Regions from separate parts of the Homo sapiens genome. Here region 2 is linked to region 1. A link is a contact called in ENCODE Hi-C or POLR2A ChIA-PET data. All regions are on one chromosome and are shown on one strand. Each heading gives the region's core, a stretch centred on a gene start or an enhancer-like site at or near the end of the contact. The rest is flanking DNA. Distances are from core to core; before and after follow the strand shown. Region 1 holds the start of IL17RA (interleukin 17 receptor A). Region 2 holds the start of XKR3 (XK related 3).

Region 1 (7,825 bases), core at 2,751-5,250:
ACATGGTGAAACCCCGACTCTACTAAAAATACAAAAATTAGCTGGGAGTGGTGGTGCGCACCTGTAATCCCAGCTACTTGGGAGGTTGAGGCAGGAGAATCGCTTGAGCCTGGGAAGTGGAGGTTGCAGTGAGCTGAGATCGCACCACTGCACTCCAATCTGGATGACAGAGTGAGACCTTGTCTCAAAATAAAAATAAAAATAAAAAAATTGGCCAGGTGCGGTGGCTCACACCTGTAATCCCAGCACTTTGGGAGGCCGAGGTGGGCAGAACACTTGAGGTCAGGAGTTCCAGATCAGCCTGGCCAATATGGTGAAACCCCATCTCTACTAAAAATAACAAAAATTAGCTGGGCATCATGGTGCATGCCTGCTAGTCCCAGCTACTTGGGAGGCTGAGGCAGAAGAATCGCTCAAACCTGGGAGGTGGATGTTGCAGTGAGCCGAGATCATGCCACTGCACTGTAGCCTGGGCGACAGTGTCTTTCTGTGTCAAAAAAACAAAAAACAAAAATCGGCTGGGTGTAGTGGTGGGCGCCTGTAATCCCAATGACTCGGGAGGCTGAGGCACAAGAATTGCTTGAACTCGGGAGGCGGAGGTTGCAGTGAGCTGAGATCGCACCACTGCACTCCAGCCTGGGCGACAGAGCAAAACTCTCTCAAAATATAAATAAATAAATAAATAAATAAGGGATACCTCCAATAGGCCACTATTCTCTACCCACAAGGTGAAGGTTAAGAGGAAGAAATGGAAGATTGTATTCAATTCTGTGCCTCAGTGAACACTACTGAGTGCCTGACAGAGAAAGTGGGCTTTGAACTTACAAGCACAGCCTGCTTTCAATCTCACCTTAGCACTCATTAGCTGTGCGACCTTGGGCCAATAACCCAGCCTCTCAAAAGCAGGTTCATCCTGCCAACCTTGTAAGCTGTCGTTGAGTATGGGATGAAGGAATACTTGTGAGCCACCGGCACAGTGCCTGGCACAAAGAACACAACTTTGTAGCCTCTGGAAGAGTGGCATGATGAAAGTGGCTTCTGGCAAGCAAAAGATAAAGGGGTTAAACTGAGCAGCTGTTCTACAACCACAAGTCAAAACCGCAAACGCTCAGGAAAAAAGACTCTGTAATGAAATACACATCCTGTCTATGAAATTACGTGTTAACATTTACCCTGACCAACTCTTAAGTTGCTGCTGTCTTTCCTATGGGCATTCCTCCAGGCTGGCGGTCATGGGAAACCTGCATGAAGCCTAGGCAGCGAGAACGGCTAACCAAAAGGAAACTCCCAGGGAAATGCAATTATTGATGGTTTCTCGTGTAATGATTTCTGTGGGGAAATCAGTCATCTGGGTTTTGAGGTGCTAACCCCAAGCATCTGGAACCATTGCTATGGTTGGTCTCAGCTTGCCACTACCTTCCAAGCAGAGCTGACCGTTCTTTCCTTCATTCATGCATTCTTTTGTTCAGTCAACACATATGTATCAAATAGCCCCCGCATCCTGTGCTCCAGCACTGAGCTAGGAACAGGCCAGGTGTGCAGAAGCCTCCTCCCTGTCTGAGGATAGTTATGGAAGGCTAAATCGAACTGGGCTTTGGACAGACACTTACATTCTGGAAGGTGGCATGGACTTACTTTGAGAAGGCTCACCCAGTCCTGCCTTTGTGGAAATGAGGGAACCCAGGCCCAGGCAGCCTCAAAGCCCGACTGCAGAGACAGTAAGTGCGATGCTGCCTGCAAATCCAGGTCCTCTGGCCACCTCTGTGGCCTTCCCTCCCCTCACTATACCACATTGCATCCACTAAAACACCAGTGAGGGACAGAAATTTGAAGGATGTGTTTTCTTTCTTTTTAAAAGAACTAGTCAATGGAGCCCAGAGCTGTCTATCTCTGGAGAAGAGCTGTCTGTGAGGCAGGTGTATACAGAAGAGAGAGAGAGGAAGGAAGAGAACGAGAGACTGCAGACAAATATGAACAGCAAGTGTCTCTCTTCAGCCCTCCCTGGAGCCAGGCCGTGCTTCTGCTCCTGACTTACAGTTGCTTCACTGTGCAGTGAAAGTCAGAGCTTGGCTCCCACGCCACGCACAGCAGAGTCCCATCCCCGCTTCTGGCATCTTTTCTCACTGTCCTATTACACAGACCCTCCATTCCGGCCACACACCGTACCCTGTCCCACTTAAGGACCTTGGCTCAGGCCCTTTCCACCACCTGGAATGCTCCTGCTACCCCCACAGGGCTGCCCAAATGCCTTTTCCATGAAGGACACCCCAACTGGAAGCAATTTTTCTTTTTCCTGGAATTCCGTACACTTAGCAGTTGTGCAAGCAGCTTTGCTAGACAGTTCCCTAACTTCAAGCCTTGTTCCTCCCGTAGATGGGTTAGGTCTCTGGATATTAGGGTCCCCAGAGTATTTATTTATAGTTCCAGTTCCCAGTATGGCGCCCTGTACTCTGCAGGCACCTGACCAATGGCTGTCAACCCAGGCGCACCAACCCTCCATATCAGAACGCTTCATACACAGCCTGCAGGAGGGACTAGCAGGGCAGAGGGACCTGCTTTGCCCAATAGTGGAAGTCACAGGACATTTCTCAACATCATTCACGATAAAAACATCTTTTTTTTTTTTTCTGCGACATAGTCACTCACCCTCCACCTTCTTTCGGTAAATCCTCCATAAAACTACATAAGGAGAAATATCCCTTTGTTTTACATCCTCTGACTCAGATACTGAGCATTATTCCTTGGGGTCAGCGGTGGAGGTGGAGGTGGAGGTGGAGGGGAGGAAAGATCCCCTCGGGGATGCGGGGAAGAGGAGAGTATATTGTGGAGGGGCACGGCGTTTTGCTCTTTTTTTGTTTTTTTCCTTAAGATGGTCCTGGCTCACAGAAAGGCCACTACCCGGCAGGCGGGTGGGTCACTTCCTGTGGGCGCAGCGGGGCTACGACTTGACAGCTACAAACGTTCGACCCTCCGACTGCGCTCTCACCGGGTTCCCAGACCCAGGTGGTGGTAGTCGGGGGTGGGAGTGGCGGGAAGGGCGCCGTCTTAAGAACCATCTGCCCATCCTCAGGGCTTCGCGCCTCTGGGGAGGTGGCCCTCAGCCGCCCTCGGCAGAGCTCTCCCCGAAACATGGTGCCGCGTCTCAGCGCTCCGGCCCCCGCGTGGCTCTACGACAGCGGGGTCCCTCTGGGGGCCGCGGGTGAGGGACTCCACCTTCCGCACGGACGACGTGGGCTCGCCCGGCTCCGTCGGCGGCATGAAGGGCACGGCTTGAGGGAAGCTCCCGAGGGCGCGATGGGCCTCCCGAGGGCCGACCGTGCCCCGCCGGGGTACGTGAGGGGCGCAAGGCGTGGAGCTGGGTCCAGACCCGTCCTGGCTCCTCCCCGGGCCCCTTCTCCACAGCCCCTTTCTATCAGCCCTGGCCGCCCCTCCGGCCTGGCCCAGCGCCGCGCCCTCCTTCCCCGAACTCCGCGGCCCGGGCGGAGGTGTCACTCCCGCCTCCAGTCACGACGGCGGGCCAGGTTGTGCAACACGCGCCGCGCGATGTGCCACCCACCCCCCCCGTATTCCACACCGCAACTCCCACCGCTCCGAGGGTCCTCCCCAGGCGCCGCGATATCTGTGCCCAAGGCTCTGAGCCCCTCTAAGCCCGCGGCGCGGACTTCCTGCCTCCCCAGCCCGGGCGCGTAGTCCCGACCGTCCGGCCCTCCGCGACCTTGCCCCGCGTCCGCAGCATCCTGGCGGCTACCGCTCCCCACGTCGAGTCTCACCGGCTGGGAGCAGACCAGCGCCCGGTGGTCCAGGAGTCGCAGGGAGGCGCCACCCGGGGCCAGCACGCCCAGGAGCAGCAGGAGCAGCCCCAGCAGGGGCCCCGGGACAGCGGACGGCGGGCTGCGTGCGGCCCCCATGGCCCGGCTGGCGTCGCGGAGGGCTCGGCCCCGGCTGGGGACGCAGCGAACGAACGTTCTGAGGCTTTCTTTTCCGCGGTGGAGTTCGAGTCGGCTCCACTTTGCTCGCTTCCGGCTTCCAGCCCGGGCCCAGGGGCGGGCCGGGCCGAGGGGAGGAGTTTAGTCTGGGACGGGGAGGGGTTTAGGGTGAGACAGGGCCCTCCCCCCGTTCCTCCTTGCGCCCCTCCTCTCGGCCCTACGCTCAGTCCTCCGGGCGTCCCTACCCAGTCCTTCCGGCGTCCCTCCCCGGCCCTCCTCCGCCCGCGCGCCCCAGGTGCGCTCCTCCCGCTGCTCCTGGGCCTGGCCCGTCGCGCCTCCAGTTGCACCCGCGTCGGGCTAGCGTCAACTCCAGCTGGAGCCTCGCCTGCCCCACATGCACCCTCCACCCTGGCCGTGCCGCAGCAACTGTCGATTTTAATCCTCCGCCCCCACTCACTTGATTCTTGGCCCTGTTCAGACTTCTTGCTTCTCTTGTGGGTCACTGGACGTGAAATCCCAACTTGGGATTTCAGGAAGTCCGTTTTCTTAGTCTCTGTCCCTTTTATTTTTGTTTTTTATTTTACTTTATTTTTAGACAGGGTCTCCCTCTGTCTCCCAGGCTGGAGTGCAGTGGTGCAACCGCAGCTCACTGCAGCTTCGGCCTCCCGGGCTCAAGCGATCCTCCTGCCTCTGCCTCCTGAGTAGATGGAAGCGCGGGCCATATCCCATTTTATTGTCCCCACCCCTTTGCCTGGTTCTGCTCGCTCTGCTTTCCTTGGCTTTGCTTTCTCTTTCTCAAGACAAGGACAGCTCCGGGCTCCAGGGAGGATGGGACAGCAGTCACTTCCAGCCTCCTGGCTCGGACTCGGGGACACTTGAGTTCCTGGAGGGCAGGCAACTTACCTGGTCTGTGAGACTGTGTCCCAGCCGCACCTAAGAGAGTCGTTACTTCCCAGAGGCTCACTCCACGGCCGCGGAAGCTGTCGCCAGCGAATTACACATTTCATGAGTCTCCTTCTTAGCACGCGTGCAGCCTGCGTCCTCTCCTCTCCGGACCCTGGAGGACCCTCCCAAGCCGGCCCGCGCTGCCTCTATCCTAGGTTCCTGCTTCGAGCCCGTCCTGCCCTAGTGCATCCACACGCTCCTGCCCATTCGCCTCTCCTCTCTTCCTCCCAAGACCACCACCGTCCGCTTTTCCTTGCCTATCAAGTGCGCCTCTGCCTGGCCTTGACACGCACGGAGTCTACACTCAAGTGGCTTTTCCCTGTATTTTCCACTGCCCTCGAGAGGTGGGTTTTTTCGCTGCCCGAAGCACCCGCTGACCCCCAGCGACATCTCTATGAGCCCCGCCCGCAGACACGACCCAGCTGAATGAAGCCTGAAGCTCAGTGGCCTTCAAATTGTCTGTTTCTAAAAGAATTTTGGAAAACTGCATCCTCTCATGCATTTTAAAGATGACATCTAAAATTCTCCATCCTAAGTCTAAATAGATGTAGAGGATGTAACTGTTACTTAAAAATCAGCGGTTGTCGTAGGCAGCTTCTAAGATGTGTTCTAGGATCCCACCCCCTGGGAGTCACGACCTTCTGAATCCTCCTCGCGGAGTGTGGGATGGACCCAGAGGCTTGGTTCTAACAATAGAATATGAATAGAAGAAGACAAAAATGATGGGATGTCACTTACAAGATTAAGTTACAAAAAGATCCTGACTTCTGTCTTGCCCAGCCCCTCCCTCTGAGCTCCTAGCTCTTAGGGAAGCCATGCTGGGGCCCAAGTGGCAGAGAATGAGAAAGGCCTCTGCCCAGTGCAAGACACTGAGATCTTCATTTCATCATTGCCATTATTAGTACATAATTGATAAAAAATAATGTAAATATAATACATGTTAATAAGTAATTAAACATGAATTACTTGAAATTCATTTTATTCCTAATTAGTTGATGTATCTGTGAACAAATATTGCTTATTCATAGAACAAAGCAACATTCAGCATTTAAGAAATATTTTATTTTTCTTCTTTTTTTTTTTTTCTTTTTGAGATGGAGTCTTGCTCTGTCATCCAGGCCGGAGTGCAGTGGCGTGATCTCGGCTCACTGCAAGCTCCGCCTCCCGGGTTCAGTCCATTCTCCTGCCTCAGCCTCCCGAGTAGCTGGGACTACAGGCACCTGCCACCACGCCCGGCTAATTTTTTGTATTTTTAGTAGAGACGGGGTTTCACCGTGTTAGCCAGGATGGTCTTGATCTCCTGACCTCATGATCCGCCCGCCTCGGCCTCCCAAAGTGCTAGGATTACAGGCGTGAGCCACCATTTTTCTTCTTTTTAAAACATTGAGACAGGGTCTCACTATGTTACCCAGGCTGGTCTTGAATTCCTGGGCTCAAGTCATCCTCCTGCCTCAGCTTCCCAAAGTACTAGGATTACAGGCACGAGCTACCACCCCAGGCTAAAAATATTTTAGATGTAAGCCTTAAAAAATTGCTTACATAAATAATTATATTTGTCTCATCAATTCTTTGAACCCGTTTTCAGTCATATGCAAAGATCACATAGCCATCTTGTCACCTTTTTTTTTTTTTAAATAGGGTCTCACTAAACGGCCCAGGCTAGACTCAAACTCCAGGGCTCAAGAGGTCCTCTCATCTCAGCCTCCCAAGTAGCTGGGATTACAGGTTTGCACCACTGTGCCCAGTCAAATATTTTTGATTTGGCAACTGACAACTTGATTGGGTCCTCCTTCAATTTTAGTAAGGCAATATTTGGAACCTACCTCACTTGCAAAAAAATAGATGTCTATCTATCTATCTATCTATCTATCTCTGTATATCGATATGTGTATATACCTATCCTGTGATCAGAGTCCTATTACACAATGGTATCTGGTACTGTTGCTATGTCTAGTGCCCAGGGGCTTTTTAAATTTTATTTTATTTTATTTATTTTTTTTCTGAGATGGAGTCTTGCTCTGTCGCCCAGGCTGGAGTGTAGTGGCAACCTCCGCCTCCCAGGTTCAAGCAATTCTCCTGCCTCAGCCTCCTGAATAGCTGGGATTACAGGCACATGCCACCACGCCCAGCTAATTTTTGTATGTTTAGTAGAGATGGGGTTTCACCATGTTGGCCAGGCTGGTCTCGAACTCCTGACCTTGTGATCTGCCCTCCTCAACCTCCTAAAGTGCTGGGATTACAGGGGTGAGCCACTGCTCTGGGCCCCCAGGGGCTTTTTTACACATTCTAAAATGTGTCCCCCAAATTTCACATGTTAGAAACTTAATACCCAGGACTGATGAGAGGCCTACCTTTCTTTTGAAAGTGGGAGAAGGACAAGTAGGAAACAAAAGTGTGGGGAAGGAAGGGAGCCTCCACCCACACCTGACATCTTCACAGCTGGTACCTTTCCTGGCAGGCAAGTGTCTGGAAGAGGACATGGGGATGTTGAGATTCTGGAGGTCCATTCCCTTCAAATCTATTCCCTTCAAGCCAGGGCCAGCAAGTTTTTTTTTTCTGGAAAGTATCAGATAGTAAATACTTCAGGCTTTGCCAGCCATATAGTTCTGTCCCAACTATTCAACTCTGCCCTTGTAGAAGCCATTGACAATATGTAAACAAAGGAGTGTGTCTGTGTTCTAATAAAACTTTATTTATGGACACTTACATTTAAATTTCATATAATTTTCATTTGTCCAAACATATTATTTCCCTTTTGATTTTTTCCCCTGACCATTTGAAACTGTAAAAACCAACTTAGCTCCCCGGAGGGTACAAAAACAGGCAGTAGAACAGATTTGGGCCATAGGCCCTAGTTTACTGATGTGTGCCCTAAACTTTCCAAGGCGTGCCCCTTGGAAAGTCTTCATGTAACCTCAGGGTAATGTGTACTCTCATTTGAAATTGCTATCCTG
Region 2 (7,825 bases), core at 4,414-6,913, 260 kb after region 1:
AGTCATCATTGACTAATACACATACATACATACATCAGGTACTGTGTTACATCAGTACTGAGTGTCCAAGACAGACGAGAAAACTAATCTGATAGATAAGAAGCACCTCCTGGAAGAAGTGATGTCTGTGCTATAGGAGTCTTAAGTAGGCAAAGAGGGAGAGAGTTTTTATCTCCAGGAAAGAAATGGGGGCAAAGTTACCAGATGATAAAAGGCATGGCTGAAAGTGGAGTTGCCTGAATGTTGCTTCAAATAGGACGGTGATGAAACAGAAACACATGAAGCTGCAAGGCAGACAAATATCAGGTCTTGAAGGGATTTGTTCAGTTATGCTGGGGATATAGGCTCAGAATCTAGAAAGTATTAAATGCCAACAAAAGAATTTAAATCAGATTTTGGATGGAGCATGAAACCAGTGTGATGAAAATGTGCATTTAGAGGCCGGGTGTCATGGCTCAAGCCTGTAATCCCAGCACTTTTGGAGGCTGAGGTGGGTGGGTCACCTGAGGTGAGGAGTTCAAGACCAGCCTGGCTAACATGGTGAAACCCCATCTCTACTAAACATACAAAATTTTGCACGGTGTGGGTGCACATCTAATCCTACCTACTCAGGAGGTTAAGGCACAGAATTGCTTGAACTCAGAGGTTGAGGATGCAGTGAGCTGAGATTATGCCACTGCACTCCAACCTGGGCAACACAGCAAGACTCTGTCTCAAAAGAAAAGAAGGAAAATGTGCATTAGAAAACATGAAAGGTGGACTCTTACAGGAAGTAATTAAAGCCACAAGCTTTGATGGAAGATCAAAAAGGTCTATTGATAATGCCAGCTATAAAATTCTACCATGTGCCTACAGTGATACAATCCATGAGTAAAATATGTGAAGTTTATTGCGCAAGTGAGGACACAAATAATTGTGATCATGGTTACTGAGCTCGCTAGGTATGAATTGTAATGAAGAAAATCTTTGCCAACTAAAATCCAAGTTTAAAATAACTGAGAAAAAGTGAGAAAATACTGAAGTATATAGTGTGTGTTAATGTTTCTCTAGATTTTCTGTGTGTGCGTGTGTGTGTGCATATCTATTCTTTTTGTGCCATTGTAATTTAGGCCCTCATTTGATTTATGCCAGACTACTTGAGAAGTCAGTTATTACTCTTTTCTAACTCCAATTCCTTCTTTTTCCCTTGCCTGCTGCCATGGTTTTGATATATAAACATATGTATGTGAATTAGCCAACGTTGACTGTGGACTTAGAAACCATAAAATCGTGAGTGTGCACCCTCATGGCGGGATTGATAGCATTATCTGGCGAACAGGCTAGTTATTGTGTGAGTGGGCTTTGGAACCAAGGATGAGTTTGGCCCTGATTTTCTGTTTATCACATGTCCTTTACCGTAGGATGGCCTCCTGCCATGTTGCAACATAGAAAGAAGATCTCACCAGATGCAGCCCCTTGGACTTTCCAGCCTTCAGAATAATGAGCAAAATAAGTCACCTTACAAATTACCCAGTCAGTGGTATTGTGTTGTCGCAGCAGCAAATGGACTAAAACACTCTATTATTTCTTCCTCTTTAGATAATTAAATAAACTAGCTTACAAAGGGCCATGTCAAATTTCCCATCAAATGATAAAAAAGCACATATTTTTTTTTAAATGCGGTACAGTAGCCTGCCACTAAAACAAAGCCCCATTTTACTCCTAACTGTATTTTTAGAAATAAAGGAAAAGCAACCATAAAGGTCAACATGTAATTTTATTGTTCAGTAAGATTATTGCAGGAATTTTTAATGTTCTTGTCAACATAAATTTCAGTCTCTGTTGTCATGCATAATCTGGTACTCTTTTGGTGGAAGATCAGTTGTAACTAGGGTGATATTTTTCCAGTAAAGATGGTTGAAGAGCTGGCCTGTAACGAAAGGCAACTGATGTATCAGCTGTCGCAGTCATTTACAACCACAGGTTGCCTGCTGGTAGCAGGTTAGAATGAGGAGCCTCATTGGCTAATACCTCAGGATATCTGGTGGGAAAAAGTAGGTGGTTTCACTATCAGCCCCAAAGGAGGGAGATATGATGTAGTATTGAGAAGCTGTGGTTGTAACAAAATTCACAACGTGGCCATTTGCTTACATGTCGGTGCTATGAGAGTGCATATGAATATTTGTCAATTGATTTAAAATAGCATGTTGATTTGTTGTAATTTGTTCTGATTGTCCAACTGAGGTTGAAATGGAAGAGGAGGGAAACCACTTCTAATTGGGTCAGGTGAACCAGCAATGCCCTGGCTGACAGAAGATTTCCTTGTTAGAGTCATATTTAAATTTGTAGATGTTGAAAATGAACTTTCTTCACTAGTTTCAGCAGCTAAGACAGAATTATGTTTATCTGTGTTAGCCCCTGCTCTAAAGTGTTTCTTGAAATATTCAGTGAAGTAGATACAAGAGAAGTGTTTTTAATCTTAATTCTTCTTTTCGTTCTTATTAAAAGTTGGGGACAGCCACGTTTGAAATTCGGATGATAATACAACTTTAACTAAAACCAAGGAGAAGGTAATTCAGTGCCATTTTAAACCAAGAGGCAAGTAACAATAACAAACATAACCCATACAATCTCAGATTTCTGTTTTATCACACAAAGTTAATATCATCAAATAATGAATGAACATTGTTTACTATTTTTAAGAACATGCTTGTTGAGAAAAAAAAACACTCAAGTTTTGAAGCCCTCTGGTGAAAACATGTTATACATTTAATAGTAACATTTCACTAAGTGGCTTTGGTATCTTTATTTGGAGTTCACTGGTAAGACTGAATGTTGTTAGCAACATTTCTTAAAACCTGAAAGTTTAATGCTCAACCTGCACTCAATAATTTCAAAAAAATTAAGTAATTTTTACCTTAATATTTGATATAATTTTTAAAATCTGATCTTACTGCATGTATTAACATAGTTACTGATATATAAAATGAAATTACATATATACTCAAAGTGGTAACTGAAATATTTTGAATACCTTGCTTAAAACAGAAATTTCTTTTTCTTCTGCCAGAAAGTTGGCTAGAAAAGCAGATCTGTGAAAATTCTGTTGAATTTTACTAAATCCATAAAGGTTGAGCTGTCAAATTAAGATTTTCATACTGTCAGTTTGAAATATTCTGTAAGGAGCCTTTATTTCCAAATTTTCTTTCTTGAAGAGTTCTTCATTAGTCACTATGCAAGTTTCATTCTTATCCTATGAATTAGACTTGAATTGGTCACTTTCAGCTATTTTCCAAAGTTTACTGGGAAAGGTCAGAGAAGGAAAATCATTATCTTTATCTGGCTCAGAGACATAAAGTATAATGTGGCCTTTTTATCAAGGATCCTTGTGGCAAAACCTGAAAATCATTGATTCAGTCATTGACCTTAAGTCTGAATCCCCAGGGATTATGTGTTCACACAATGGAGACCCAGAGGAGGCTTTTGAACCAGTTGATTCATCTTTAGGAGAAACATCTTGAGTTTCTGCAGAAACATGTGCCATCTCAAATAAGTAATTCTTTAGCGACTTTTCCAGCCTGCATGTGTTTCAAGACTGCAGCTTCAAATGCTGCTTCAGTAGTCTACTCAGGTAAAGTAATTGAGATCACCACAGTGGTTTCCAACCTGAGTAGCAATGGCATCACAAGAGGACTTTGGTCACCTAGCAACAAACATAAAAATTTGGCCAAGACTGTTTACTTTCCAGTCTCAGAAATGTATCTGGTAAAAATAAAATATAGAATGATTACTTACACAGTTTATTCTGCAAAAGTTTCATGCCTGCAGAATCTTTTAAATTAATAAGGAGGGCCAGGCATGGTGGCTCATGCCTGCAATCCCAGCGCTTTGGGAGGCCGGGACAGGCGGATCATGAGGTCATGAGTTCGAGACCAGCCTGACCACCATGGTGACACCCTGTCTCTACTAAAAATACAAAAATTAGCCAGGTGTGGTCCATGTGCCTGTAGTCCCAGGTCTCGGGAGGCTGAGGCAGAAGAATCGTTTGAACCCAGGAGGCGGAAGCTGCAGTGAGCTGAGATTGTGCCACTGCACTCCAGCCTGGGCAACAGAGCAAGACTCTGTCTTAAGAAAATAATAAATAAATAAATAAATAAATAAATAAATAAATTAATTAATATCCTCAATCCCTGAAATAAACATAATTTTCTCCTTGACACACACAGTCTTACTAGATTGGTGCGAGGAGCATAGGGCCTGGTAATTGGACGGTGCAAAAAAATAAAAATAAATATTTTAAAAACTCTCTCAGCTTGGCATGTTGGATTGAAAACTGATGCAGTGTAAAACATATATGGTAAAAAGACATGGCCATATAGACAAAAGGTAGGTTAATGGTTGTCAGGGGCTGGGGAATAGAAAGAACTGTTAAGTAGATAATGGGGTTTCCTGTTTGATGATAGAAATGTTTTAATAATATAATTTTGAATAATGTAATTTTGTATTATGTGAAACATACCTTAAAAAATTAAAATAAAATCAAATATGAATAAAACTGATTAGATTTCAGAATAAAAAGTTATTCATGTATGTATCTATTCAAAACATTTTTTATTCATATCATAGAATAAATAATACTTTCATTTGGTATGTCTGTAAATATCTGACATGTTAATTATGTAAGATTTTAAAAGCAAGTGACCTACTTATAAGGAGATCCCAAAGAGTGGGAGATTTAAAAATGTAATAATAACAAGAAAGTGTTTTAAGTAAAGTAAATTTGTATGTATGTCTAAGCAGAAAATTTTATTATTTGGTTCCAAGAGCCAAATATCTATTTAAAAAATATTTCTTAAGGAATAATCTCTGTGTCCTGCAACGTAAAGTTATCATTATAAAACAGGAGTCAAATTTGTGAATTAATCTTAGAATTGAATAAAATATTTCTTCTCTTTGAAAAATAATCATGCCCCATTTACAGTAAGAATTTTTATATGTTCATGCTTGAGAGGTGGTATATTAAAATTCTAATGCCTTGGCTTTAAGTGTTGAATATGTGTGGAATAAAAAAATAATGATTTTGATATTTCTTATACTGTAGGAGGCAGTTCTCTCATACTGGAAAGAGGTGTCATTGTTAGAAGCTTGTCTTGGTTTAACATAGTTTAAGTTTTGGGGGTGTATTTTGTTTAGTTCAAAATTTTCCATATTAGCAGTAAGTAACAAAAATGTCCAGATCAGAAAACTCTTTGTGAAAATAAAACAGGTGCTCCTACCAGATGTGGTTCATCAATTTTGACAGAATTTTCATTTAAAAAAGGCAAAATTAAAATTTGTTTAATTGTTTGCTTTCTGGGGAATTTTCTTGTTGCTCTGTCTGAAGGAAGTACAGACTTCTTTTGTGATGGGAGGGGATGAATGGCTACTAGACAGCAGCAAAAGATGGGCCATGGGTGCGAAGAGAAGAGGGAGTTAATGGGAGAATCAGAAAAATATCACCTTAAATGTAGGACAATCGAAGTCAAATTGTGGCTGAGCGTTTTGGGGAACTAAGATGTGTGACTCTGTAGGGAGGAAGAATGCCTTGGTGTTTTCAAGGGAAGATGACTCAGCTAGTGCAGTCACCTGACTCCAAACTGCAAGCCTACTTTAGTCATAAAAAGGCAAGAAAATAAGCAATTTTACCTGCAAAGCAAAGGACGTAGTGTTGAAAACGAGACCAGAAATGGTGCTGTTAAAGAGGTGAACAAAAGCATTTACTTTTTGAACGAGTTTCAAAACTGTGAGGGTGGCAAATAGGCAAGGTAAGTAGGAGCAGCCCTCGACCATCTCAGATCAGCTTCTTCAGCCTACCTTGACCTCTGCCTGTCTCAGCTGGGGATCTTAACATAAATCTCTGGATATCAGGGGTGGCTTTTCCCGAGTCTTGAGCCTAGAAACTCCCTCTCTTGATTCTGATTTTCAGAGAAGAGAAGCAGCTGCTTAGCATTTGGGTGGGACAGTGGTTGTTACTAATATATTACAAATTTCAGCATGTTTTTAAACATCAGAAGGAGAAAGTGCTTCGTATTTAAGTGAAATCTCAAAGGGGCAGAAATCTACCATATTTTTTGTTATTCAGATGCAGTGATGCACTGGCTATGTGAGTACAAGAAACAAGTTCACTTAATCACAAACACATGCCTAAATTCCATTGTTCAGTGACTTCACTTTCACTTTCTACCTTGAATTTTAGACTCTGGAAGACCCATTTCTAAACTCTGTGGCCCTTTTCATATGTGCATATTTTCATAAGTGTTTTCCAGAAATAAATTATAGAGGTCCTTCTGTGAGTCCAAAGGAGAAGGAAGTGGTTGGGGCAGCCAGAAAGGTGCAATCTGCATTAATATCATATTCGATGTATGGATTGCTGGGGAGAGAGTGGGATATATTTCTTATAATGTTGGATGTATTTTTCCCCTATCCTGAGGCCCAGAAACTCTGATGTCTCTGCAGTTGTCTTTCCATGCTTTCCTTTATACCCCTCGCCTACTTCTGTAATTTCTCTCTCTACTCTCCCTCCTCCTTCCCACCCTTTTTCTTTCCATTTGTGCTCTCTCCCTCCATTCCTTCTTTTTCCCTTTTCTTTCTTTTTGTGGGTATCTGGTAGCTGCAACTTATTTTCTTTCTGCTTTTCTTACTCACTTACTCTATTTACTAGGTATTTAACAATTGTCTTTAAAAGTAACATCCTTTCTTTCTTAAAATTTTATCCCTAATGGACATTATTTGGGGAAAAACATTTTTATGGTGCCTCTAGATAAGTAATTATATCATCTGCACATGATTCCCGTATTTTCTTACATGCCCGTTCCTCGTAGGTGGAAATGGGTACTTCATTGTACTCTTCTCTCTTTATTTACAAGAGTGTTTTTTCTGTCTCATCCCTTTAAATAACACATTGTCTCTCTTTTTGTGACATTGAATTAATTAGGTCAGATGCGATTTTTCTCATCTATTCATTTGAAGACTGTTTCATATTGCTTCTAGGGCCTATTTGCAAGCAACAAATTATTTTGTTGTTGTTGTTGTTTTGTTTTGTTTTTTAATTTTTGGACCATTTGTCTCATCACTCCAACAAGCAAGAATTAGTTCTCATCATTAAGATCCCTTCAAGATTTCATTCACTTGTTTCAGCAGCCTTGAATTATCATCACCTGGACCTGTTGTTACATCAAGAATCTCTCATTTCTAATGTTCTACTTTGGACACTGTTACCTGTGAGTTTGTTTACATTAAAAAAAAAAAACCTTTTAGTACTTGAGTACCCTAAAGTTTCATATTTTGAATTGGTGTCAGATTTATTATTATTGATCTCTCCATTGCTGGAGAAAACTAAGCAATAGGTAAACTCTATTCTTTTGGTAATTTGTATTTTCTGAATGTTTCACAGTAAATGTTTACTAGTCTTGTGATGCTGCAAATTGGCAATCAGATATATTTTAAAGTGACAAGGTTGCCCTGTTCATCACCAGTTCTGTACATCACGCAGATCAAAAGTAAGGTGTTTAAGTTTATTTTAAATGTTTTTCCCAAAAATTCTGCTTCCACCACTTTTCCAAGCTCTACCAGATGGATACTCAAGAATTGACCAAGGCAATCTCTTCTCTCATATTTCACTGTCAAATACTCTTAATCAGTGAGTCCTGTCAATTCTGTGTTTCTAAGAAATGATGATGGTGGTCATGATTATAATGATGTCAATAGGAACACCTTTCCAAACTTCACTGTGTACCACGAACTCTTCTTCCTGCTGCCGATGTATTATTTTCTCTACACTGCTATCTCCCCAGGAAGATTCTAATGA

The links. Hi-C counts contacts between places; a loop is a spot of excess contacts on that map. ChIA-PET counts read pairs that join two places held with the same protein, here RNA polymerase II (POLR2A). Pooled maps may share reads with other maps.
Region 2: a map with no recorded cell type shows a loop between it and region 1 (8-fold over the local background). The contact joins the promoter of XKR3 here to the promoter of IL17RA in region 1. A Hi-C loop is called at or near these places in 1 of 37 single-sample maps with no recorded cell type and 1 of 50 pooled maps. POLR2A ChIA-PET finds 5 or more read pairs at or near these places in 1 of 52 experiments (activated T-cell).

What each region holds. Positions count from the first base shown.
Region 1 is chr22:17,081,175-17,088,999 of GRCh38, reverse strand. It overlaps IL17RA (interleukin 17 receptor A), which reads right to left and starts at 4,000. Exons shown (of 13, transcript NM_014339.7): 1 at 3,771-4,000. The coding sequence starts at 3,908. RefSeq lists silencers at 3,218-3,467, 3,508-3,607, 3,858-3,977, 3,998-4,217 and an enhancer at 4,771-4,940.
Region 2 is chr22:16,823,249-16,831,073 of GRCh38, reverse strand. XKR3 (XK related 3) reads left to right here and starts at 5,663. Exons shown (of 4, transcript NM_001386955.1): 1 at 5,663-5,783. It also overlaps the pseudogene HSFY1P1.